3 separate regions of the Homo sapiens genome follow, and regions 2 and 3 are each linked to region 1. A link is a loop called in an ENCODE intact Hi-C map of the cell type or tissue named here. Cell type or tissue: B cell. All regions are shown on one strand. Region 1 overlaps BLNK (B cell linker). Region 2 overlaps DNTT (DNA nucleotidylexotransferase). Region 3 overlaps CC2D2B (coiled-coil and C2 domain containing 2B).

Region 1 (8,000 bases):
ATGAGATTTCAGCTGCAGGAGCCAACACAGCCTGGCTTCCAACCCAGCTCCCAAACTCACTAGCCAAGTAGCCTCAGGCAGGTTTTACAACCTCTTTCAAAACCAAGTTTCTCCACTGTAAAATAGAGATAAAAATAACACCTACCACATAGTGCTGTTATAAGAATACACTTTTATAACACTTAGCCTGGCACCCAGCACATAGGAAGTGTTCAGTAAATGGAATCTATTGTTGCTATCCTAATGTTCCTTTGTTTGAGTCATTTATTAGTTCACACATTTATTAATACATTAATTACAAATGCAAAATTCTGTCCAGATGCAAAGATAAATTAGATAGGCCTTATTTTCAGTACAGAGAGACATGAACAACTTAATCACAGCACAGGACAGAACGAAGTACATGTGACATCACGGTGCCACCAGCTTCCAAGAGGGCCCAGAAAAAGAAGTGATTGATTATGACAAGAGACTGTGGTAGACTTTGTGGAGGAGGAGTGATAGGGATTTCCATGGAAGAAAGAAGATGGGCTGCAGGAACGGCACGAGCAGAGCAGAGAATCAGCAAAGTGCACAACGGGAGGAGGAAGCTGTCTGGTGTTACTGTTAGTGAGCGTGGGAGCCTGCCGCAAGAAGTCGGTGGTGGGACAGAAGGCAGAGGCATTGGAATGTGTTGCCACAGAACCTCTACTTGATTCCATAGGGAGTCACTGATGACTCTTAAGGAAAGGAACAGCATAATCCAAACTTTATTTTAATAAAATAACTACAAACGGTAGGATGGATGGATTGGAGAAGAAAGATAATGGAGACAGGGACACTAGTTAGATGGCTAATGCACTACTTTCACCAGTGACTGATCATAAAATAGGCCCCCACTCACTGAGAAAGGGTGGAGCAAATGCAGTTATCCAGGCAGGGAAGTGGGTTTCATAAAGGCATTTTATAAGGGTTTCTATTTAAATGGTTGTTACAAAAACTCTTGCCATCTTAAGTGTTGATCTTCAGTGATCCCCAGACTTAAGGTATTAGAAACACATTGACCAGATGCAGTGGCTTATGCCTGTAATCCCAGCACTTTTGAAGGCAGAGGCAGGTGAGTCATTTGAACCCAGGAGTTCAAGACCAGCCTGGGCAACATGGCAAAACCCCATCTCTACAAAAAATACAAAAGTTAGCTGGGCATGGTGGCACGTGCCAGTTACTCAGGAGGCTGAGGTAGCAGGATCGCTTGCACCAAGGAGGTTGAGGCTGCAGTAAGCCATGATTGTGCCACTGCACTCCCACCTGGGCAACACAGTGAGACTCTGTCTCAAAAAAAAAAAAAAAGACTAGAAAAGAAAAAGAAACATACTCCCCCATTGTGCCAGGTAATCATATTGGGAAGAGGATTTATTCACCCAATCTTCTAGAGTTTCTTGGCCAACCCCAGTGATTGCAGTACACTCTAATTCAGCATTAGTCAACCCAAAGAATAATGTAAGAATTCTTTTCTGTTCACGTCAAAGTGTGACCCATGTTTGGCTTGTAGAGTGAGGCTCTTTCTTAGCACCTATCATGTTTTTCCCAAAAGAGGGTGCTGCTGCCGCCATTGCTTAAAATGTGGCCACTCCGATCCCACAGTATCCTTCCTGACCCCATTTCACCTCTGCAATTCCTTGCTGGTGCCTCTGGAGACCCCAAATGTTTGACTCTCTGGAGTCCGGTGGTCTGCTGTGGCAGGGGTAGAAATAGCAAAAACATAAAAATAAAACTAGAAAATGTTCTGTTGAGGTTCTGGGAAATTTAGGAACATCCACTGGGTCCTCTGTGGCAGTGGCTACTCAGCGGGGAATAGCAAAAACATAAAAATAAAACTAGAAAAGGTTCTGTTGAGGTTCTGGGAAATTTAGGAACATCCACTGGATCCTCTGTGGCAGTGGCTGCTCAGCGGGGCAGGAGGGAGCTGGGACCCTCTGTGGTGCTGTCATGGAGCCACTCTGCCACATGGGCCTGTGTCTGCTTGATTCCTACACAGCAGAGTGAATCCCATTTAACCTCTAAGGTCAGTTTATGTGATAGGCTAGATGCTAAGTTTCTCATACTCTAAATGTGTTTTGGAGGGAAAGGGGTCAAATATTCGCCTGGGCTGTCATAATTCAGACTTATTTTATTCTACAAGCTCATAAACTACTTAAGGGCCACAACCTGTCATATCCATTTTTCTATGCCCATGCAGAGCCCAGGACGGCACCTCCTGCCCCTGGAGCGAGGCAGCACCATGTGGGGGCTCAGCGCATGCCCGTGGAAGGCAACCTGTAGGGTTCAACTCCTGGCTCTGCCATTTATTACACTATCTGACCTTGGGCATGTGACTTATCTGCTCTAGGCCTCAGTTTCCTCACAAGGTTTAGGTGATTTTTTTTTTTTTTTTTTTTTTTGAGACAGGGTCTTACTCTGTCATCCCAGCTAGAGTGCAATGGCACAATCACAGCTCACTGCAGCCTCGACCCCCTGGGCTCAAGCAATCCTCCCATCTCAGCCTGCTAAGTAGCTGGAACTACAGATATGGACCACCACACCCAGCTAATTATTTTATTTTTTGTAGAGATGGGGCCTTGCCATGTTGTCCAGACTGGTCTTGAACTCCTGGGCTCAAGCAACCCTCCTGCCTTGGCCTCTCAAAGTGCTGGGACTACAGTGCTGGGATTACAGGCATAAGCCCCAACGCCCAGCCCCTCACAGCGTCTTTGAGAGGGCTAAAAGACGGCAAAGCTCTGATAATATTGCCTGGCACATACTAAGACATTGGATAATTTTTTTTTAACAAGAAAAGTCAAAGTTAGAGCCAGAGATGATCACAGAAATGATCCCCTCATTGTATAGATCTGGAAACCGAGGCTCAGAGATGTTAGAGGTCTTGCCCACACTCCAACGCATTCGGAACAGAGCCTGGATAAGAACTTAGGTCTGTCTGATTCCCTGTCCTGTGCTGTTCCTACTACGCCATCCTCTGAAGTCCTTAGAAGCCACATAGTATGAATTGTAGGTCTCTACTGGGGGACCCAGAAATGTCCCTTAACAAAGCCCACACATGGATCAGACGCACATTGCTCTGCCCAGTGGGACTTCTCTCTATGCTTTGAGAATTAATATTTTTTAAAAAGTCAAAAGCAAGTGAACATATGATTGTAGTAACTAACCCAAGGTCAAGTATATGGCACCAGAAAGCCCAAAGGGAAGGGAAGGCAGGTGCGAAATGTGTGTGGATGGGCTGGGGCTGGCCAGCTGAGGCTCACACTTGTGCCTTCTGCTTCTCCCCTGCTGTTGCAGAGAGCCCTGCTGACGAAGAGGAGCAGTGGTCCGATGACTTTGTAAGTATTTGCTCCTGGGACCAGGAGGGCATCAGGGTCCCATGGGAGGCCTTTTGAAGATCTTATTTCTGAATTACATGCTGGTGGTCAGCCGCACGTCCCAAGAGGGAAGACTTGGAAAGGTCACCTACAGGCAAGGCATACTGCATACCAGCTGACTTGACTGGCACTCAGTGTGCGCCTGGCTAAGAGCTTTCCACACATAACCTCATTTAAACCTTTGAGGTAGGTGTTCTTATGCCCAACTTCAGTGCTGGTGTTCAGAGTACTCACCAGCACATCCAAAACAGGTGTAAAAATGTTTAAATGTTTCCATATCAGTTAGCAAATGCCTCTGCCCTAAACTCCCCAGTGCCCATCACTGCCTGACCCCTGCCCAGGAGCCCTAAACGAACCAACAACTAAAGAATAAGTGTCTGGCACATCAGGGGGCCTCCAGGACCAAGGTCTAGAAAGTTTCAGTCACTTGCAGTTCCACAATTCAGACCCAGGCCCTCAGATCTCAGGACCAGGCTCTTTGCCACCAAGGTGCTTGCTGTGATCAAGAGAACATTAGCAGAGCTCCGGAGCCACAGAGAGAGGGACCTGGCCATGATGACACTGGGGATGTTGTATCAGAATTATCTCTTTGAGGTAGCTCTGAAATGTGCAAGGCCTGACATCCTAAAAACTTTTCTTCACAATAATTATTCCTCACTTATATCAAATTCATCCAGAATGTTAGCCTGCTCCAACCTGTGAGTTTTAGATCTGGAAGGGATCCAAGAAGCCTTCCATACAACCACATACCCATTTCACAGATAAGAAAACTGAGGCCAAGAGAATGAAAATCACCCAGTTCAGTGGAATGAGAACCCAGGACTCAGACCTCCAGTCCTGTGCCCAGCCCTGGGCTGTGCACACTACCTGGAGTTTATACAGAGTCTCAGAAGACAGGAGTTCCTCCTTCTTCAACTGCAGAAAAAGAAAAGAAAAATGAGGGGAAGGGGTGACTTTTCTGCCCATCTCTTGGTCATGGAGCTCCTCCTGGGGCCCAGCAGCCGCAGCTCCCTGAGATGCACTGCAGCTGCGCCCCCTGCTGGCTGCGCACGCGCGTGCACACACGAACACACACACACACACACACACACACACACACAGCCACATGTAAAGCAAAGAAATTGCTTGGTCCACATGCAGAGGTAAGAGAAGAAAACTGAGCAAGCTGGCTGGATGAAAAAGAGCACACAAGGGAACTTAGAAAGCACAAAATAAAATCAGCCTGGAGAGGAAGGAATTACTTGCCCCAAAATCAGACAACCAAAATGAAGATACCAGCTGTACTAAAGACTGAGTAAGCATTCACTCACAGCTCTTTTGACTTCAGTAGATGGATCCCCACTGCACGCAGAATGAAATCCAGGCTTGTTAATAAAGCCTCCAGAATTTCTTGATTTTAAACAAAAATCCTGCTATATGTTCTCATTCATTTGTAGGAGCTAAAAATTAAAACACTTGAACTCATAAAGACGGACAGTAGAATGATGTTTACCAGAGGCTGGGAAGGGTGGTCGAGGGGGCAGCAGGTGGGGGGAGGGAAACAGGGACAGTTAATGGGTGCAAAAATATAGTTAGGATGAATAAGACCTAGTGTTTGACAACAGGGTAACTACAGTCAACAATAATTTATTGTGCATTTAAAAATAACTAAAAGAATATAATTGGAATGTTTATAACACACACAAAAAATGAATGCTTGAGTGATGGATACCCCATTTACCCAGATGTTATTACTACACGTTGTATGCCTGTTTCAAAATATCTCATATACCCCATATATATATATACCTACTATGTACCCCTACAATTCTTTTTTTTTAAAGACCAACAGGAAAAAAAATCCTGCTATATAAAATTGCTTATGAAAGGCGACAGGCCAAAGAGCAAGTGGAAAGTCATGTACAGATCATGCAATGTGATAGGCAGAGTGTGAGGGCGGTGGACACAGAGGCCAGAGGACCTCTTATGTCCTGAGTCAAATATTTCCTCCACATGAATATATGTACAAACGGTATATACATAAACTACCTCTGAAAAACATGCACAAGAAACCTAGTGACTCTTTCTGCCTCTGCGGTGAGAAGCAGAGAGGCTGAGAAGGAGACTGCACTTTATATCCTTCTAAGCCATTTGGACTTCAGACCGTGACAATGTATTTTCAGTGTGGACTTAAATGAAATGTGGATTTTAAAAAAACAGGCCAGGCGCAGTGGCTCATGCCTGTAATCTCAGCGCTTTGGGAGGCCGAGGCTGGCAGATCACCTGAGGTCAGGAGTTTGAGACCAGCCTGGCCAACATGGTGAAACCCCAGCTTTACTAAAAATACAAAAATTAGCTGGGCGTGGTGGTGCAATTTGTAATCCCAGCTACTCCAGAGACTGAGACAGGAGAATAACTTGAACCCAGGAAGTAGAGGTTGCAGTGAGCTGAGATCCTGCCACTGCACTCTAGCCTGGGCGACAAAGCAAGACTCGGTTTCAAAAAAAAATTAGCCAGGCACGGTGGTGCATGCCTGTAATCCCAGCTACTTGGGAGACTAGGGCAGGAGAATCGCTGGAACCCAGGAGGCAGAGGCTGCAGTGAGCTGAGATTGCGCCACTGCACTCCAGTCTGGGCAACAGAGTGAGACTCCATCTCAAAAACAGGAAAAAAAAAAAAAGAAAAAAAAGAGAGCAAACCCTGAGTCCATTTGAAGCCTTGACCCTGCAGCTTACCAATTCTGCTTGAAATTTTTAAAAAATCTCATCTGAAAGATATCTAGCTGGCCCTGTGTGTCTCCTCACCCTCTTCGTATTAAACCTATTTTCTCTTCAGTGATCAGCATTCATAATAGATAAAACCCATTGGTTATTCTATTTTATTGGGCCATTTTCCTATCTTTTAAAAATATGTTTTATTATCTCCTCTTGTTATTTGTTGTGGATCTACAGAGTGTCAGCTCCCATTAGCGTTAAGTAGTTCCTGTGTCCCCCAAGGACAGTGCAGTGGTGGAGACGATAAACTTTGGAGGCAGAAAGGCCTGCTTCAAACCCCAGCTTTGCCTCTTATCGGCTGCCTAGCCTTTTGAAGTCAACCTCTCCAAGCCTTGTCTCCTGTCACTGCTCTGGCCTCCCAAGGCAGGAATGGTCCTGACGGCCAGGCAGCACAGACGGGGATGCTGAGCACAGTGTCTGCATCTGCACTTGCAGGACAGCGACTATGAAAATCCAGATGAGCACTCGGACTCAGAGATGTACGTGATGCCCGCCGAGGAGAACGCTGATGACAGCTACGAGCCGCCTCCAGTAGAGCAGGAAACCAGGCCGGTTCACCCAGCCCTGCCCTTCGCCAGAGGCGAGTATATAGGTGAGGTCCCCCGCAGACCTGGGCACTCGGCCTTCCAGGCCCATGGGGAGGTGGGGGTGTCCAAGATTGCGGGGTGGGGACAAACCTGGCTGCTGCTTGAGGGCCTCTGCCAGCCGCCCGCTCCCGCCACCTCCAAGCAGGGGATCTGGGCTCCGAGGTAAAGGATCCCAAGCTGTAGGGCTTTCCCATTCCAGGGGAAGAGGCGTCTTTCCTAGATTGGGAACATTGAAAGCAGGCATAAACAAACAAACAAACAAACAAACAAACAACAAACCCAGCATACCCTGATGGTTGTGCTCCCTCCCAACACTCCAAGGGAAAGCAACCCTGAGATTAGTCCCACTTTTAGGGCTTCGTGTGCTCAAGGTTCTGGGATTTCTCTTAAGAAGTCTGTACAAAACAATGACCTTCGAGGATCCCAGTGTCTGCCTCACCTTCCTCCCATGCCTAGTCCAGACTATGCGGTTTTACCAGGGGATACAGGTGCTCAGGAGCCCCAAGCCTGGAATAAGCCTCATGGGTTAAATGGACACAGCTTGGGTCTGTTTTTTTTTTTGTTTTGTTTTGTTTTTTTGCGACAGAGTCTCACTCTGTCACCCAGGCTGGAGTGCAGTGGCATGAACTCGCTTCACTGCAACCTCTGCCTCCTGGGTCCAGCCTCCTGCCTCAGCCTCCCGAGTAGCTGGGTCCACAGGCACCCACCACCACGCCTGGCTAACTTTTGTATTTTTAGTAGAGACAGGATTTCCTCATGTTGGCCAGGCTGGTCTCAAACTCCTGACCTCAAGTGATACAACCGCCTCGGCCTCCCAAAGTGCTGGGATTACAGGCATAAGCCACTGCGCCTGGCCCCAAGTATGCATTTTAATGCCCATCTTTGTTCCAGTCTTGGCAGGTGACTAAGTTCCCCAAAGGTTCAGAGAGCAAGTATGTCTGTGATGGTCATGGCGATGCCAGCATTTGTATGGACCGGCTCTACATGTAATATCTCACTGCCATTAACCCCCTCCTTACAGTGTACCAGGCACTGCTCCTTGCTTCACTGAATGAAAGTAAAGTGAAGGCCAGCTGGGCTTACTGGGTTGCCACAGTTGATCTTTTGAGCACCTGCCATGCACCAGAACTATGCTAAGCACTGAGCATTCAGCTGCACTCAAGATGCACATACTCCCAGAGATCTTCTAATTTACAGTTTAGTGCTTTCCCCTGGGGGTCTACTTAACCTCCTCGATAATCCTGAAAGAGGTCAGAGGAGTGAACTGA
Region 2 (8,000 bases), 110 kb before region 1:
GACAAACTTTCTCCATGGCCTATGATCCAAATTGTTATCTAAAGATGATTCTAGGTGTTGCTGGTAGTATGTGAATCTTCCAATCTAGGTGTGATCGTGTCCTCATATGAATCAGGAAAAGGCAGTTTCTTACAAGTTCCGAATTCCAAATACAGAGACTGGTGGTGTTACATTTAACCTTAAAGATGTTAATGTTGATGGAAATTCATGTTTCATATTAAAACAACACTTTGTCTTTACAATGAAACATTTTGCTTAATTTTTAAAGTAAGACATTATGATACCTCTGATGGCAGTTCCTCAAATAACTTTAACTTTTGTGCTTTAGGGATAGTTGTTAAAGTTACAACTTCTTTTATTTTATTTTTTAAAGGCTTCAGATTAAACAAGAGCCCTTAAGCCCACGCATAGCATTGCCGCTTCAGCTTGCTGAGGACTGTCTCCAAGGAGGCCAAATGGAAAAGGAGAGGCTACTTCAAGTGGTGTTGGCCCATTGAGCCTATTGGGCAAACTATAACCAGGTTGCCTTATTTTGGGTGGATTACTCCAGGAGAGGCCACCCTCCAGCTTTCTCTTATCCCAGTAACTCCTCTTCCCATTTTCCAATCCATCCCCAGCCTTTTTTTTTTTTCTTCTGTACTCTTCTTTTGCCTTCAATATGAGTTTCATTTCCTCTGTGTCTTTGGGCAGACTTCCTTCTAACATGTGTCAGCTACCCTACCACACACCTGGCCTAGGAGACACATCATTCATTGCTCCTACTTGTGTCTGTAATCAGAGAGTATTTAAGGAGGGCAGTTCTGCGACGGACTGTGTGTGTGTTGAAAGTAAAGATGGGGGGCCGCGGGGAAGGCAAGAGTTTTTCCAAAAGATTATTAGAAATGAGGGCTGTATCTACTCTGTGGAGTAGAACCAAGTCTACTTGGAGAAAAGAACCAAGTCCTTGGATATCTAGGGGAAAGCTGTTTGGCAGAAAGAAAAATCAAGAGGACCCAAGGGGATGGAGACAGGACCACAGGAATGGGCCAAGGAGCAACGTGCCTGCCATTCAGCCAGCTTGGGACAGGCTTTCACTTTCACTCCCATGAGGAGGCTTCCAGGCAGCCTGGTTCCCCCATGTATAGCCATTGCCCTCTAGCAGGCCAGGCCTCCCAGTGGGAAGGCCTGGGTCCAGGGCATCTTAAGTTCATCCAGCAGCTCCATGAGCCACACAGATATCCTAGAAAATATTCCTTTCTCACACAGGGCTTCTGATTACTCAGAAACATGCCCCTCTTCCCTGAATAACCAAGAACATGTTCTATGAACCCAATCTCTGCCACATGTCAATACCTGCTCTTCAAAGCCCCTTTTGAAACTCAGTTTTGTGCCAAGTCCTCTGGATCTAATTACCTTAAACAAGCAGATTTAGCCATTTTTAAACAGACATTCCCAGTCATCCTGGTGCTTGTACTTCTCCTACATGTCATGAAGGACCTTGGATTTACTGAGAACTCAGCCGTGGCCTTGGCTTTGATACTTATAGGTGTCAGCCCTTGGGCCGATTGTTGATCATCCAGAGCCTCAGTTCTGTACTTGTAAAGTGGAGACAGCAGTTCTCATCCTCCATCCTTTTAGCCCATGGGGTGGTTGTAAGGCTGGATTGAAATATGCATGTGACTAAGCCATGTAGCTATAAAGTGAGGGATGACTTGTGTTTTGGATCACTTATTTTAATTCTACTTATAATCCACGGCTTAGAATATTTAAACATTGTTTCTATTAAACTAGAAAGGTTCAGCATTTCTGTCATTTACTTCTGCTATGATACACAAGAACTTATGTTGGAATGAAGTGAAAAGTAAAATGGCCATTCTTATGAACCTACAAAATGTTTGTGGCTTTTCTTTGCCTATATTAGAGAACATTGGCTCTGTCCCTGGAACCAAGATTATCCCAGGGATATTCCCGATATTGGCACTTTCTCTGCCAGGCTAGAAGACATTCAGTCTTTCATGGAGGGCAGCTCTGTGTGGTAAGCAAAATGATGAGACCCAAAGTCAGAAGCTCTGCTTCCCTAACCCAGGGCTGCTGGTAAGTTAAGTGACCTTAGTCAGGTTGCACGATGTGTGTGGGTCTCATTTCCTCCTGTATCATCTGGTGTTTGAATTGGTTTATCTATAAAGTTACATCCATCCAGTCCAAACATTCTACTTTGATTTTCCCCAAACCCTGCAAAGCACTCCTTCTGCCTGCCTGTTCCTCACTCCCATCAGCACAGCCTTCTATACCCTCTATGATTCTTCTCAGTTCCTGACTTTGCTGGTGGAGACAGATACTCACTTCTTCTTTATTTTGCCAAGAAATAACAATTATTAGTTTTGCTTAAGGCGTTTTTCCCTGCAACATTGCGATGTTAATTGAAGACCAAAAAGTGATAACTAATTTTTGAAAGATTGTGAAGTCATATAACCTTTGCCCTCCCACCATCTTGATGAGAATTATTGCTTAATGCGTGAATTGATTTAACAAATGTGCACTGGCTTCCTTCCAATGTCAGACAATCTGCCAGGTCCTAAGACAATGTTGGGGGCATAATGAAAATGCTAAACTGGGTGTTTGTGGAAACGTTTCTCTACCCAATTGAATGTGAATCTCCATCCAAGGAAATAATATCAGGAAAGCTTTTATACAGGTGCTTTGCCTCTAAGCTCAAAGACATAAAACTATCTCTCTTGGGCTCAAATAAGATAAGAATCTATACTCTTCTTTTTCCTTTACCTGAAGTTAGAGGAGAAGGAGAAATGGGCATAGCACTTCAATCCTCTGAGAATTCCAAATGGCTGAAATGTCTGGTTATGTCAGGGCATACATTAAAGTGCTGTACCTCCAAGTAAAACTCAGAAAAAAACCTCTCTCCTCCATCCTATAGAGAGGCTACCTGAACTCCAATAAGTTAAGGGGTGAAAAATACTAAAACTGGACAGGTGAGACTGGGGAACATTTTGGAAGTTGGCCGAGTTTGTCCAATAGGCTGTAGAACTATTTCTAAAACTGAAGGGGGCCTCTGGAGGACAGGGTGAGTGTAACCTGGGGCTTAAAATCTGATTTATAATGAAAGAGAATCAGTTTATCATAGACTTTCATTTCCAGGCTAAAATGATTTGAAAGATTTGATTGTGAGCGAGAACAAACCATGTTGACAAAATTCTACCATAAATGTGACTGATTTTGTCATGAAGAGTCAAACACTGATTACTGTTGACTCACCTGGCCAGGGATTACCCACTTATGAAAGCCAAGGTAAGGATATGGGTCTTTGTTTTGAGAGCTGGGGAAAGCCTAGTCTTGTGTCCCACCTCTTCTAGTTTCTATTCCCCAACCACTTAGGCCTCCTCTCTGCCCTTCAGATGCCATGGTCTGTCCACAAACATAGGCTTTCTCTCTGCAACTCAGACACGTGGGAACCTCCAGCTGCAAGAGCTTTCTCTCTGCTCATTTTATGCCATGGCCCTCCTGCCACGTGGGCCTTTTCTCTGACACCATGGTCCTTGCACCACATGGCTTTTGCACATGCTGTTAGTGAGATAGAGCTGGAAGTCCATGGAGGCCAAGGTGAATAGAATTTGCAGGGCAGAGTACTGGAGAAAGAGTTGCACAGAGACAGAGGAGACCTCTTGATTATTCCATTGATCAGCATATGCATGTGAGAAAACTACCCAAGGCTGGAGAAAGAACCACACAAAGGGATTAGAGGGAACAATACCCTAAGCTCTAATGGGCCAGGCCTCTCAGTGGGAGGCCACAAACCGTGCCTGTTCCCAAACAGCCAGAGTAGAAAACACCATAATTCACCAGGCATCAGGCAGAACACTGAGAAAAGTATTGCCTCAGTAGTGGGGAAGAATATTAACCCTGGATTAGACTACGTTAGTGCTGCCTAACAAAGCTCAAAAGTAAGATGAGTCCTGCCTAACAAAGCTCAAAAGCAAGATGAGGACACATCAAACTGTTTCCAAGTAAATTAACCACATCCTGGAACAAAGTTTAAGAATATTAACAGGAATACAAAAATATCCAGGAAAAAATTCACAATGTTCACAATGTCTAGAATCCAATATAAAATTACCAAGCTTGCAAAGAGGGAGGAAAATGTGACCCATAATGAGGAGAATACTCAGTTAATAGAAACTGACTCAAAATTGACACAGATGATATCATTAGTAGACAAGGACATTGAAACAGTTACACTATATTCCATGTATTTAATAAGCTAGAGGAAAAATTGAATATGTTAAATAGAAGCATGGAAGATAGTTTTTAAAAACTAAATCATACATCTAAAGATGAAAACTATAATGTGTGAGATAAAATACTGGAGAGGTTTAATGAAACTAGACATTGCAGAAGAAAAGATTAGTAAACTTGAAGATACAGCAATAAAAACTACCCCAAATAAAACACAGATTTAAAAGGCTGGGAAAAAAGTGAACAAATAGAGCATCGGTGATCCATGGCTTCTTACATATAGTTCCAATGTTTTTAACAGATAATCTGCTTCCTACTTGATCTGCTATATCATACTGTGCTTGCCTCCAAGGATTCTTCTGTCAGCCATCAGAGGGCGCTCTGCTGCCAAAGTAGGAGGCACAGGCGAAGGCTGAGTTCTGGTAACTAGTCACCACAATAATTGAAAAAAATTCTGGCCTACGGCAAAAAAAAAAAAAAAAAAAAAAAAAAAACATGTCCAGAACTGATAAAAATTCTGGCTTACAGCAAAAAAGAAAAAAAAGACATGGCATTTGTGGAATCTCCAACAGGCCTTTTCAAATAAGGAAAGTAGCATTTAGAATCTGTGAGGTTCTCTGATGGGGAAACTCCTCTGGCATGGACCTCCTGGGGCTATTGTGTGGTGGGGACCTCCAGAGAACAGGGCTGGGGAGTTGCTCAGTGAAGGCGACAAGGCCACCTGCACATTTCCCAAATGTCAGCCACCTGCGTCCCTCTCTCCTCATTCTTGCCACTCCCCCATTTCACTGGTAATATTTCCTAAATGATTTCCCTGACCTTGAGTCGCTTTTCTTATATAAATAAACCTATTCCAAAAAGGAAGCTTTATATCACTACCATCAATAAGGAACCATTTTCTTAACACCTTTCGAACACAAATAAACACCTTTCTAGAACATAAGCTTTATGCTTATAATCATACAGGCAGAGATTTTTGACAGTTTTGTTATCTTTTCTATGCCCTGTGCCTAGAAAAATGACTGACATGGTAAGCACCCAATAAATATTTATTGATTATATCAGTATGAAAATATTCATCTACTTACTACCTAGAATAATCTTGAATGTCATAACTGGGAAACACTGGGCAGCAGAAAAGACTAGAATACTTTGTGGATTTTGGGATTTGAGGCCAGTGGGGGTGGCTGCTGTCCACCCTCTTGTTGTCCCCAGCTTTTTTTAGCCATCAACTCAAGATGTGACAGGCACACACACCATCTGAGGCCCTTTCAGTGTGTTAGTTTCAGCCTGGACTGTCTTTGGGTTCCAGGATGGGCAAAAGTTTTCACCCGCCACTTCACACCCATTAAGACAGCTATTATAAAACAGATAATGCAGAAGATAACAAGTGTTGAGGATGTGGAGAAATTGGAACGCTTGCGCACTGTTGGTTAAGAATGTAATACGGTGCAGTTGTTATGGAAAACAGTACAGTGGTTCCACAAAGAGTTAAACATAGTATAGAATAGCCATTGAATCTAGCAATTTTATTACTAGGTCCCTACCAAAAGGATTGAAAGCAGGGACTCAAACAGATACTTGTAGGCCAATGTTCACAGCAGCATTAGTCACAATAGCCAAAAGGTATTGTATCTCCCAATATCCTCTTCCCAGAGGGACTGGAAGGAAGGGAAAACGGTCGTCATGGGCCTCCCAGCTCTTTAGCAGGCTGAAGACACGGAAGCAGCTGGAACAGATGACCTGTTAACTCCCTTCAAGGCAAAGGGTCTATGCCTCCTGGAGGAGGCAGGAGGAAAGAATGGGTCTGGAGCCTGGGAGTTCCAAAATTTCCCTCAGCCAGGGCTCCCTCCCTTCCCTTGGGTGCCCTCAGATAAGAAGCCAAGAGAGACTGACTTCCTGAGAGAGACTGAGCCATAAGGTGTAGACAGAAGCTCCAAGATGGAAAAAAGAGGGAGATATTTCTTTGATGGTTTAGGACATTGTCTTTCCTTCAGCACGATGGCAGGGAGAATACATCCTTTATGTGGTCCTGTGCTGGGATGCTTAGGGAACCAGCTGTATGATGGCCGGGAAGGAGCAGGCACTGAGCCGAGCTGAGCCAGTCCAGAGGCAGCACCCCTCCTCCACAAGCTCCAGAACGGACCCAAATCCCCTCTGGAATCTCTGCATCTTCTAATTAAACCTGTTTGTCCCCTTAAGACAAACTGTAAGCTCTTTATTCTTCCACTTGGTTACACTTGTGTTTTAAAATAGTTTATAATATTTGAGTGAAGAAAAACAGATTCCATCATCTTGTTTCCTCCTGTTTTTATTAGAGATAGACAGTATTTCAGCTACACTGCGAACAAAGTGGGCTTTGATGAGCTTCCCTGAATGAGCCACCAGTGACAACATCATTTCTCTTGAAAAATGCATTGTGAATTCTATGCAACAGTCATAAACATGGCCTATTAGAACCTTACCCATTACCAGTGGCACCTTCCCATGTTTCCAAAGTTATTTATTTCTAGTAGCAATCTGCATTTCAATAAGACCTAAATAACCCCAAACTCTCCTATGGCATCTTTTACTAATATGAAGCATAATTTATTTAACTTGAAAAGAATAGGAAAAAAATGTTGACAACACTTTCCTAGGCATTTCTTTCCCACGGTTCAATATAATCCAATCCCAGATGCGCAAAAATTTCTTCTTCACTTTCTGCTTTGAGGAATATCCTCTGAAAACATAACAAGAAATATGTGCATTCAGATATTTTTCATAAGCACCATGGTGTGGACACAGTGAAAGTGTTACTTATAAAATTGCCTTGTCAGAATGAATTACAGCCCAAACATAATTCCCTGCTTCTGAGTATAAAAAGTCATTTTAACTGACTTTCCAAAACATGGTACTAAATGAATTAAAGTAAAATCATAACAGCTTTAACATATTCAGCAAAAGCCATTTGGATATTTTTCCTACGGGCTGTAGTTCTGAACCACAGCTGTTTATTAGAACAACCTGATGGAGTTTAAAAAATAAACATTGAAGCTTGAGCCATACCCCAGTCCAGTGAAATCAGAAGCTCAGGAGAGATCTTATAATCAATCTATCTGAACGCACTGGGTAATTCTAACATGCAGTTATAATTTTGTACTGCTGGTAATTATAGGATACTTGTATGTGTTGGGTTTTCCTTAGCTTTCCATGCTTGCCTCTAACCCCAGCAGGATCCCACTCTGTGATCTCTTTAAGACCAAGCAGCTCTTCTCCTCCATCCCTTCTTGTACATAGCACGGTGCTAGGCACATAGAAGGTACTTGCTTACATTGAACTATTTAGAATGTATTAATTTGTAAGTGTTCCTTCATTGTACTATGTGAATCTGCCTTCACCCACATGCTTAGCATCCGAGGCTTTCCTGCCAGCATCCACAGCCCCCTCTTCTGTGAGCAGCACCTGGATTTTTCTATGGGAAACCACTCCTCTTGACTCTCAGTCCAGGAGGGTTAGGTGCAGCTGCTCCCAATTCCAAGAAGCAGCACATGACCCAAGTCTGGCCAATCAGAGCCACAGTAATGGGTTCAGGGATAGGCACATGACCCAGGCCTGGCCAATGAGCATCAGGTAGGATTCTTGGGGGAACTATTAGGAAACAGGCTCTTCTCTGTTGAAGTAGCTGGAAGAGTGGGACTTATGGGGAAACCTGCCTGAGAATAAAGGCAATACTGAGGGAAGCCTGCCTGAGCACCCATATTCGGCTGCCCCTGAACGCTTCGACATTGCAG
Region 3 (8,000 bases), 210 kb after region 1:
CCATCACTTTTTTTTTTCTTTGACAGAGTCTCATTCTGTTGCCCAGACTGGAGTGCAGTGGTGCAATTTCAGCTCACTGCAACCTCTGCCACTCTGGGCTCAAGTGATTCTCCTGCCTCAGCCTCCTGAGTAACTGGGATTACAGGTGTGCACCACCACATTCAGCTAAATTTTTTTGTATTTTCAGTAGAGACGGGATTTCATCATGTTGGCCAGGCTGGTCTCAAACTCCAGACCTCAAGTGATCCACCTGCCTCAGCCTCCCAAAGTGCTGGGATTACAGGCGTGAGCCACCGCACCCAGCCAGAAATCCATCACTTTATACACTTGGGCCCTCTTTGATTTCTTCCCCCACAGCCACCATGCATTCTTTTTGATAGTGTGAATTGCCTTGAATCTATACAGGCAAACATAGAGAATAATGTAATGAACATCCACCTAGCATACCTACCACCTAGCTACATCTGATCTTTGCATTCTTCCATATTTGTTTTAGACTTTTAAAAAATAAGTAAGATACTACAGACAGACTTGAAGTACTCTGTATACTGCTCCTTGATCTCATTCCTTTTTTTTCTCTCCCCAAAAGTAACCTCTAATCTGAATTTGGTATTTATCATTCCCATGAATGCTTTTCTACATCACCACATATCTATGTATACATAAACCATATACAGCTTTCAAACTCCACATAAATGGTTTTGTACTGTATGTGTCATTTCATGTCTTTTTATTTTGCTCAGCATTACATTTTTTATATTCTTTCATGTAGATATGCATGACTCTTGGCCAGTGATTCTCAACCTCGGCTGCACATTGGCATCAACTGGGGAACCTTCAAAGCTCCTGGCATGTGGGTTCCACCCTCAGAGATTGTGATGTAATGCACTGACAGTCAAATTGGGAACAACTGTAAATTGGCTCAGTTCATTCATCTTTTACTGCTGTACAGAAGATTTCATTGTATAAGTACTTCACAACTCATGTACTGATTTCTAGTTGATGAACTGTTTCAAATTTTTGTTATTTCAAGCAATTCTCTAATGAATGTTGTTGTACTTGTCTCCCCGTGAATGTTCCTCTGGGGTATATACTGAGAAGTTTGAATTGGCACATCAAAGGTTGAGCATCTTCACCTTTACCAGGTATTATCAACATATTGTTTTCCAAAGCATTTACAGAAATGTGTGCTTCCACCACTTCTCTGCCTCTTTGACAACACTCAGTATGATCACACATTTTTTTTTGCCAATTTTATGCATGTGAAATAATTTTATTGTTTTAGTTGTTTATTTATCTTAGAGAAAAGGTCTTGCAGTAGGCTCCTAGGCTGGAGTGCAGTGGTGCGATCATAGCTCACTGTAACCTCAACCTCCTGGGCTCAAACAGTCCTCTCACCTAAGCGTCCTGAGTAGCTGGGACTACACTTGCGCATCATCACCATGCCCGGGTAGTTCTTTTGTTTTTATTTTTAGAGACAGGGTCTTGCTCTGCTGCCCAGGCTGGTCTCGAACTCCTGGCCTCAAGTGATCCTCATGGCTTGACCGCCCCAAGTGTTGGGATTACAGGCATAAGCCACCATGTCCAGCAATTGTTTTATTGTTTTAAATTGTATTTACTTGATTATGAGTGAGGTTTAGCATGTAAGTTACTGCTTCTATGAATTGTCTTTTGCCTAATTTTTCTATTGTTCTTTTGCTCTCTCTTATCCTTTCTCTCTCTCTCCCTCCCTCCCTCTGGGCTCCTGTCTCCTCATTTGTGGACTGTGCAATTGCTGACACCCTGCACAGCTTGGCCCTCAATCCAGAAACAGCTGTTGACATGGTATTTCTAGTGCCTTCCCAAAGTAATACTGAGTACATCACAGATCCATTAGCCAACCCATGTAGTGATTGAGTTACTTCTTGGTCTCCTGTACCCTGAGCCCCAGACAGTGAGTCTATAGCTTTCCTTCCCATCTCCTTTCAAAAACAGGGAAGTAAAGTAGCCCCACCACAGTCCCTGTCTTTAAAAAGTGATGCTTGCTCTGGTTCTCTGGCTTTCATGAAGCATTTTCAGATCTTGCTGCCATCCCTGCTCCAGCCTACTCACTGCTAGTGTTTCTGTCCTGTTTCTATTCCGTGAGACAACTATCATGGTTGGGAGTCCAGAAAGCTTTTTGTCAATTTTTCTACTTGATCCTTACCATAGATATGGCGCAGGAGGGCTAGGTCAGAGTTAGAACTTACTACACATCTTGAACATTATATGTTATGTTTTATGGTGAAAAAATTTTAAATTCTATTTTAGCATCTAAATTTGCATTTAAGATGTCACTTTCTTCTCAATTTATTTTTTCTGCAAGTAGGGGAAAGAGCCTGTGAGCTGGATGGCAGAGAAAACTAGTTTTTAAATTAATATTGCCAAATATTTCAGTAACCAACCAACTATAAAACATAATAAGAGCTGTCACAATTAGTAAAGATTAGAAGCAATGGTAACTCTCATACAGACACCCCTGGGAAAATATGATTTACCTGTATGCTTTGTATTTTTGTTCCTTGAACGTTTTTTGGAAGCAACTGCTTCCAGAAACTTTCCTTTGAATAGTCAAAAAATACAGCCATTGGTGTATTATTTTGTTGAATATTAAACCAGACCTATGAAAACATTAATATAACATTAGTGTAGGTCCATAGGAACACAAGGCCCATTGTTGGTAAGGAAGGAGCAAAATTTTACAGTCTTACTACTCAATGAAGTGGCAGAATCCCAGCGGGGTTCTGAGGCAGGAGATAAAGAGATTCTAGGGTTTCATGATCATTAGACTACCTCAACGGTTCTCATCCTTGAAGGCACTACACAATCACCTGGAGGAGCTTTAGTGATAAAAGATTGCCCCGGCCCCATGCCCTAGGGAATCTGATAGACTATCTATATTTAAAGTTCCCCAGGTGATTCTAGTGTGTAGCCAGGGTGACTCTAGAGGAGATAACTCAAGATTTTTTTTCCCCATATACTTACATTTCTATCATCAAACAAACAATCTACACTTTTTAAGGGACAAAACGGGTCAAACTGCTTATAACATTGGCCAGTTGATGGATTCCAAAGCAAATATTCATTAGTTTCTTGAGTTACTACATAAGCCACATGCCCCTGTATGAGAAAAAAGAAAGTAATTTTTGGTGGATTTAAATAATTTCTATATATGGAAATTATACTGTGATGATTCTAATTTTTAAAGCCTTTTTTAGTGGAGTGTGGTGGCTTATACCTGTAATCCCGGCTCTTTGGGAGGCTGAGGTGGGAGGATCACTTGAGCCCAGGAGTTTGAGACCAGCCTGGGCAACATAAGGAAACCCTGTATCTATCACAAAAAATTTTTTTTTTAATTTGCTGGGCACAGCGGCACACACACCTGTAGTCCCAGCTACTTGGGAGGCTAAGGTGGGAGGATCGCTTGAGCCTGAGGAGTTGAGACTGCAATAAGCTGTGATAATGCCACTGCCCTATAGCTTGGGTGACAGAGTGAGATCCTGTCTCAATAACAAACAAACAACAAAAATAAATAAAAGCCTTTTTGAGGGCTTTTACATTTTCTTTGAAATAAAAAAAAAAAAAAGAAAGAAAAAGAAAAAACAAACCAAAGCTCCAGAAATCCTCAGCCCCAGGTTAGCATGAGGATTCAGATGAAACAACTTGTGAGCCAGTGCTGTCATGTATGGTCCTGCAGAGTGTGCCCCGATGGCAACACAGCTGCTGTTTTAACAAATCAGTGCATTACAAGGGTTTCCCAACAGATAGTACTGCAGTGTTTTGAGGTAGGGCACTTTTGTCTAATTCATACAAGATGCTATATGGACTATCCCTGCTTTGGTTAGAATATATTTGGAGACTGAGGGTGAACACCAGGCAGAGATAGGAAATGGAAACTGGCTTAAGGCTCTGACAAAACCAAGTAAAGTTAAAAAGCCATTAAATTAAATTTGGGAACAAGATTTGCAATTAGAAGCTAAAGGGAAGTATGCAGGAAACCAGTCTGAGGAATAAAAAGTAGTTATTATGTTGTTATTATTTTGCTCTGAAAGATAAGACTTTTTGTAGTGTAAGCCTATCCTACCAAAGAATAAAAATTTTTAGGTAATAATAATAATGAGACTATTTAATTTATTGAGTATTTATGTGCATCAGATATTATGCTAAGAATTAACACTAACTTTGTCACTTTCATTCACTCCAAATTCTGGGAGGAAGGGTTATTATGCCCATCTTTCATATAAAGAATCAGAGGTTAAGAGCCTTGTCAAAAGAGCCTGTGAGTGGCATTACTCCTGTCTCATGAGGAGGTAACTGAGGCTCAGAGAAGTAAACAAGGCTGAGATCATACAGTTAGTGGCATTGCTGGGTTTTTTGTCTGTGTGTGTGACAGGGTCTTGCTCTGTTGCCCAGGTTGGAGTGCAGTGGTGCCATTATAGCTCACTGCAGCCTCGACCTCCCAGGCTCAAGCGATCTTCCCTCCTCAGTCTAAGTATGTGGGACCACAGGTATGTGTCAGTATGCCTGGCTTATTTATTTATTTATTTATTTATTTATAGAGGTGGGGTCTCCCTGTGTTATCCAGGCTGATCTTGAACTCCTGAGCTCAAGCAATCCTCCCTCCTCAGCCTCCCAAAGTGCTGGGATCATAGGCATGAGCCACCATGCTCAGCAATTGCTGCATTTTAAACCTGTGTCTGACTGTCCCCCAAACCCATATTATTAAAACTACGCTGTGCAGCCTGCTCTCCTCGACTTCACAGCCCTTGCTCTTGGTCACTGTGCTCATCATCTTTATAGTAAAGAGGAGGCTTTACCTTAACCCCATGGCTGAGGTGAAACTGTGCAGGGCTACCTCCTGCAGTGTTGGTCCACAGGTACTAACGCTAATAGTTGCCAAAATATTGTTGACTGTTTACTGCCATCTAGTGGCACTTACAACTACGGCAGGAGATCATATAGAGGGAATGAACTTCTATTAATAGTTAACAAGCTTGGCAATGAAATAATAAACAATGCCGAGAGGATACAGGGAAATAAATCATCATGACAAAAACCATAAGGCAAGACTGTAAATACTGACACTTAGCAAGATACTCATGGTAGGGCTAGAAACAGTTCAGAAATGATAGCTTTCTGGTGGTACAAATGTAGAAGAAGCATATAAATTAAGCTGTAAACATTTCAGATAGGGAAACATTAATTCCTGGCTCACTTCTTATAAGATTAAAACCTCAGCAATGGAGCATGAGGAGAAGTGTTTTTTTTACAGATCTTAAAATACACTTATTAGAAACATATGATGGGCTGGGCACAGTGGCTCATGCCTGTAATCCCAGCACTTTGGGAGACCAAGGCGGGTGGATCACCTGAGGTCAGGAGTCAAGACCAGCCTGGCCAACATGATGAAACCCCATCTCTACTAAAAATACAAAAAATTAGCCGGGCGTGGTGGGTGCCTGTAATCCCAGCTACTCGGGAGGTTGAGGCAGAAAAATCACTAGAACGCGGGAGGCAGAGGTTGTAGTGAGGCGAGATCACGCTATTGCCCTCCAGCCTGGGCAGCAAGAGCGAAACTCCATCTCAAAAAACAAAAATAAAAACAAAAACCATATGATGATCATGGTGGTAACGATGGATAACAGCTGCCACAACTACACTATAACTATTACTACATTACCACCACCATCACCACCACCTTTATTGAGTCCAGGTGCTGCTCTCAGTCACTTAATATGTACTAAGTAATTTAATATTCCCAGTAACCCTATGATGTAGCACTATTTTTAGTACTCTTTTACAGGGGAGAAAAGCAAAAGGAAATCAGTCTTTACATTGTAAAAATTTTGATGAACCAACATTATCCTCTTAACTAATCATTGCTTGCCCATGAAATTCCAAATTAGTTTGTGAAGAGATGGAAACCTGGGTTTGAAGTCTTCTAAACTTGCAGCTGAAATCTGATTTCCTTTTGCTTACATTATTTCAATATGAACTCCAGCACTTACTTCTAACACTGACGTTCCCAAGAGGACCAGTGCCTTCTTTCCAAAATACAGAAAGAAATTACAGAGAAGGATGGCATGCTCCTCCTTATTTCCGATAGCTAAACTGATGCAGTGCTAAGACAAAACAAAAGCAATAGGAACAAAAAAAGAAAAGTGCGGGAAAGTTGAGTAACGCAAGCATCCAACTGATGCGGAGCACCTGTACTCACTCCAGTTCCAAACACATTTATTTTTACCAAGTTGCTAAGTTGACAGCAGAGCAGACAGCTCCAGCTTTGCTAGGGCATTAGAGGAAGAGAACATTGACTTGGAGCATTGGGGCCACCTTTATTATAGAACACTTAATGTAGATATTGTATAGAGTGACCAGACAATTTATACCCAAAATGGGATGTTTTTGTTTAGGACAAATATTAAAGTGCCCTGGGCAAGCAGGGACATATGGACTGGTATTTCGAGGAACCTTATCTGATAGGGAATCATATAGTGTTTGTAGGAAGTGATCCTTTGGGCTGTGGAGCTACATTCTGTCCTGTACCAATATAGTACTGTCAACTCAAAGAAAGGAAGAAATCTGAGTTGGATGTTAATCAGGAAAAGTGACTGAAACGTCTTCAACTCAAAGAGCTGAACAGCTGAGCAGGGTGTAACAGATCAAATAGAGAGTGCCCAGTAAAGCACAGCAATATAGCAGGGGAGAAAAAGTATAGCAGAAGTAGCCAACTGGTGGTCTATGACTTAGTTCTAGTCTACAGGTGTGTTTTGTTTGGCTCCCAGAATGTCAAAAAAAGAGAGAACATTTTCTTAGAAAACTCTGGATTTCTGGATTTTGTTGAAAAAAAAAACAAAAACAAACTCTAGCAAAGACTTGGGTCCAAATGCTCAGATGGCAACAATCTGTTGCTGACTAGTGGCTACACCATTTAAATGAGGTGTATGGCCAGGCGCGGTGGCTCATGCTTGTAATCCCAGCACTTTGGGAGGCTGAGGCGGCCAGATCACGAGGTCAGGAGATTGAGACCATCCTGGCCAACATGGTGAAACCCCATCTCTGCTAAAATACAAAAAAAAAAAAAAAAAAAATTAGCTGGGCCTGGTGGTGCGTGCCTGTAATTCCAGCTACTCAGGAGGCTGAGGCAGGAGAATTGCTTGAACTAGGGAGTTAGAGGTTGCAGTGAGTCGAGATCGTGCCACTGCACTCCAGCCTGGCGACAGAGCGAGACTCCATTTAAAAAAAAAATGATGTGGCATGCACTCTCCAGTTCAATACAGTCCCTGAGAAGGGGCTGTGGGGGCCAGGGAGGTGGGGATAAGGGGTGGGGAGCTATAGAGCTCATGGCAATGACTATTTACCAATCATTATGGAAGCATTGCAATGTTTTAACAACTGATATGGCCCTATCAGTGTGCATTGGCTGAACCTGATGGTGAAGGATGGGGGTTAGGGAGGATAGTTAAGGAGGCCCTTCTGAAAGAACAGTGTGAACAGGTGAGCTAAGGGCAGAATAACAATAGTCTTCATTGTCAGGTCAAGGAGGTTCTGGATTTTATAAGAGGAGTAGGGAGAGGATGACAGTAGGGAACTAAGTTTTCCTGAGGTCCAGATGCTTTGCATGTTACTACATTTAGTCTTTTTAAAACTCCTGTATGACATAGATAAGGAAATTGAGGTCCAAAGAAGTTAACTTATCTTAGGTCGCACATCTACTAAGTCTTTGAACTAGGATTTTGAACCAAGGTTGTTTGTTTGTTTTACTCCAAAGACTGTGTGTTAGGTGAGAGAAAATAATTCTTTTCTTGTAAAACTGAATCAGTCATACACTCATGGTTTATGACACAAACATGATTTAAGCTGAAATGGAAGAAATACTCTAAATACTCTACTTAGGGTTGCCAGACTTGAAAAGAAGTTATAGGATGCCCAGTTAGATTTGAATTTCAGATAAACAACAAATAATTTATTACTAAAAGTTT

What was found. Hi-C counts contacts between places; a loop is a spot of excess contacts. Peaks named below come from ENCODE experiments on the same cell type or tissue, not always from the same donor. Only the 100,000 strongest peaks of a DNase experiment are listed, where the experiment ranks them.
Region 2: a loop joins it to region 1, with 12 times the contacts of the local background. A loop is called at or near these places in 14 of 110 quality-filtered maps.
Region 3: a loop joins it to region 1, with 7 times the contacts of the local background. A loop is called at or near these places in 16 of 110 quality-filtered maps.

Annotation. Positions count from the first base shown.
Region 1 is chr10:96,226,147-96,234,146 of GRCh38, reverse strand. BLNK (B cell linker) reads left to right here. Exons shown (of 17, transcript NM_013314.4): 4 at 3,313-3,353; 5 at 6,581-6,737. It overlaps LOC124902487 (a long non-coding RNA gene), which reads left to right. Exons shown (of 3, transcript XR_007062255.1): 2 at 1-1,762; 3 at 1,866-2,413. Among named protein-coding and RNA genes, the nearest start is that of BLNK, 41 kb to the left of the region's middle. RefSeq lists an enhancer at 4,172-4,231. In B cell, a CTCF peak has its summit at 4,399 (motif pointing left); DNase peaks (open chromatin) are centred at 3,496 and 4,426; H3K27ac peaks cover 4,330 bases.
Region 2 is chr10:96,337,087-96,345,086 of GRCh38, reverse strand. DNTT (DNA nucleotidylexotransferase) reads right to left here. Exons shown (of 11, transcript NM_004088.4): 11 at 6,523-6,949. The coding sequence ends at 6,863. It overlaps OPALIN (oligodendrocytic myelin paranodal and inner loop protein), which reads left to right. Exons shown (of 6, transcript NM_033207.5): 6 at 1-1,866. Among named protein-coding and RNA genes, the nearest start is that of OPALIN, 18 kb to the left of the region's middle. RefSeq lists an enhancer at 1-215. In B cell, CTCF peaks have their summits at 4,412 and 4,613 (motif pointing right); DNase peaks (open chromatin) are centred at 716 and 4,596.
Region 3 is chr10:96,014,341-96,022,340 of GRCh38, reverse strand. It overlaps CC2D2B (coiled-coil and C2 domain containing 2B), which reads right to left. Exons shown (of 35, transcript NM_001349008.3): 30 at 6,027-6,140; 31 at 3,004-3,138; 32 at 2,517-2,639. All of the region lies in intron 2 of ENTPD1-AS1 (ENTPD1 antisense RNA 1), which reads left to right. Among named protein-coding and RNA genes, the nearest start is that of CCNJ, 25 kb to the left of the region's middle. In B cell, CTCF peaks have their summits at 4,775 and 4,975 (motif pointing left); a DNase peak (open chromatin) is centred at 4,920.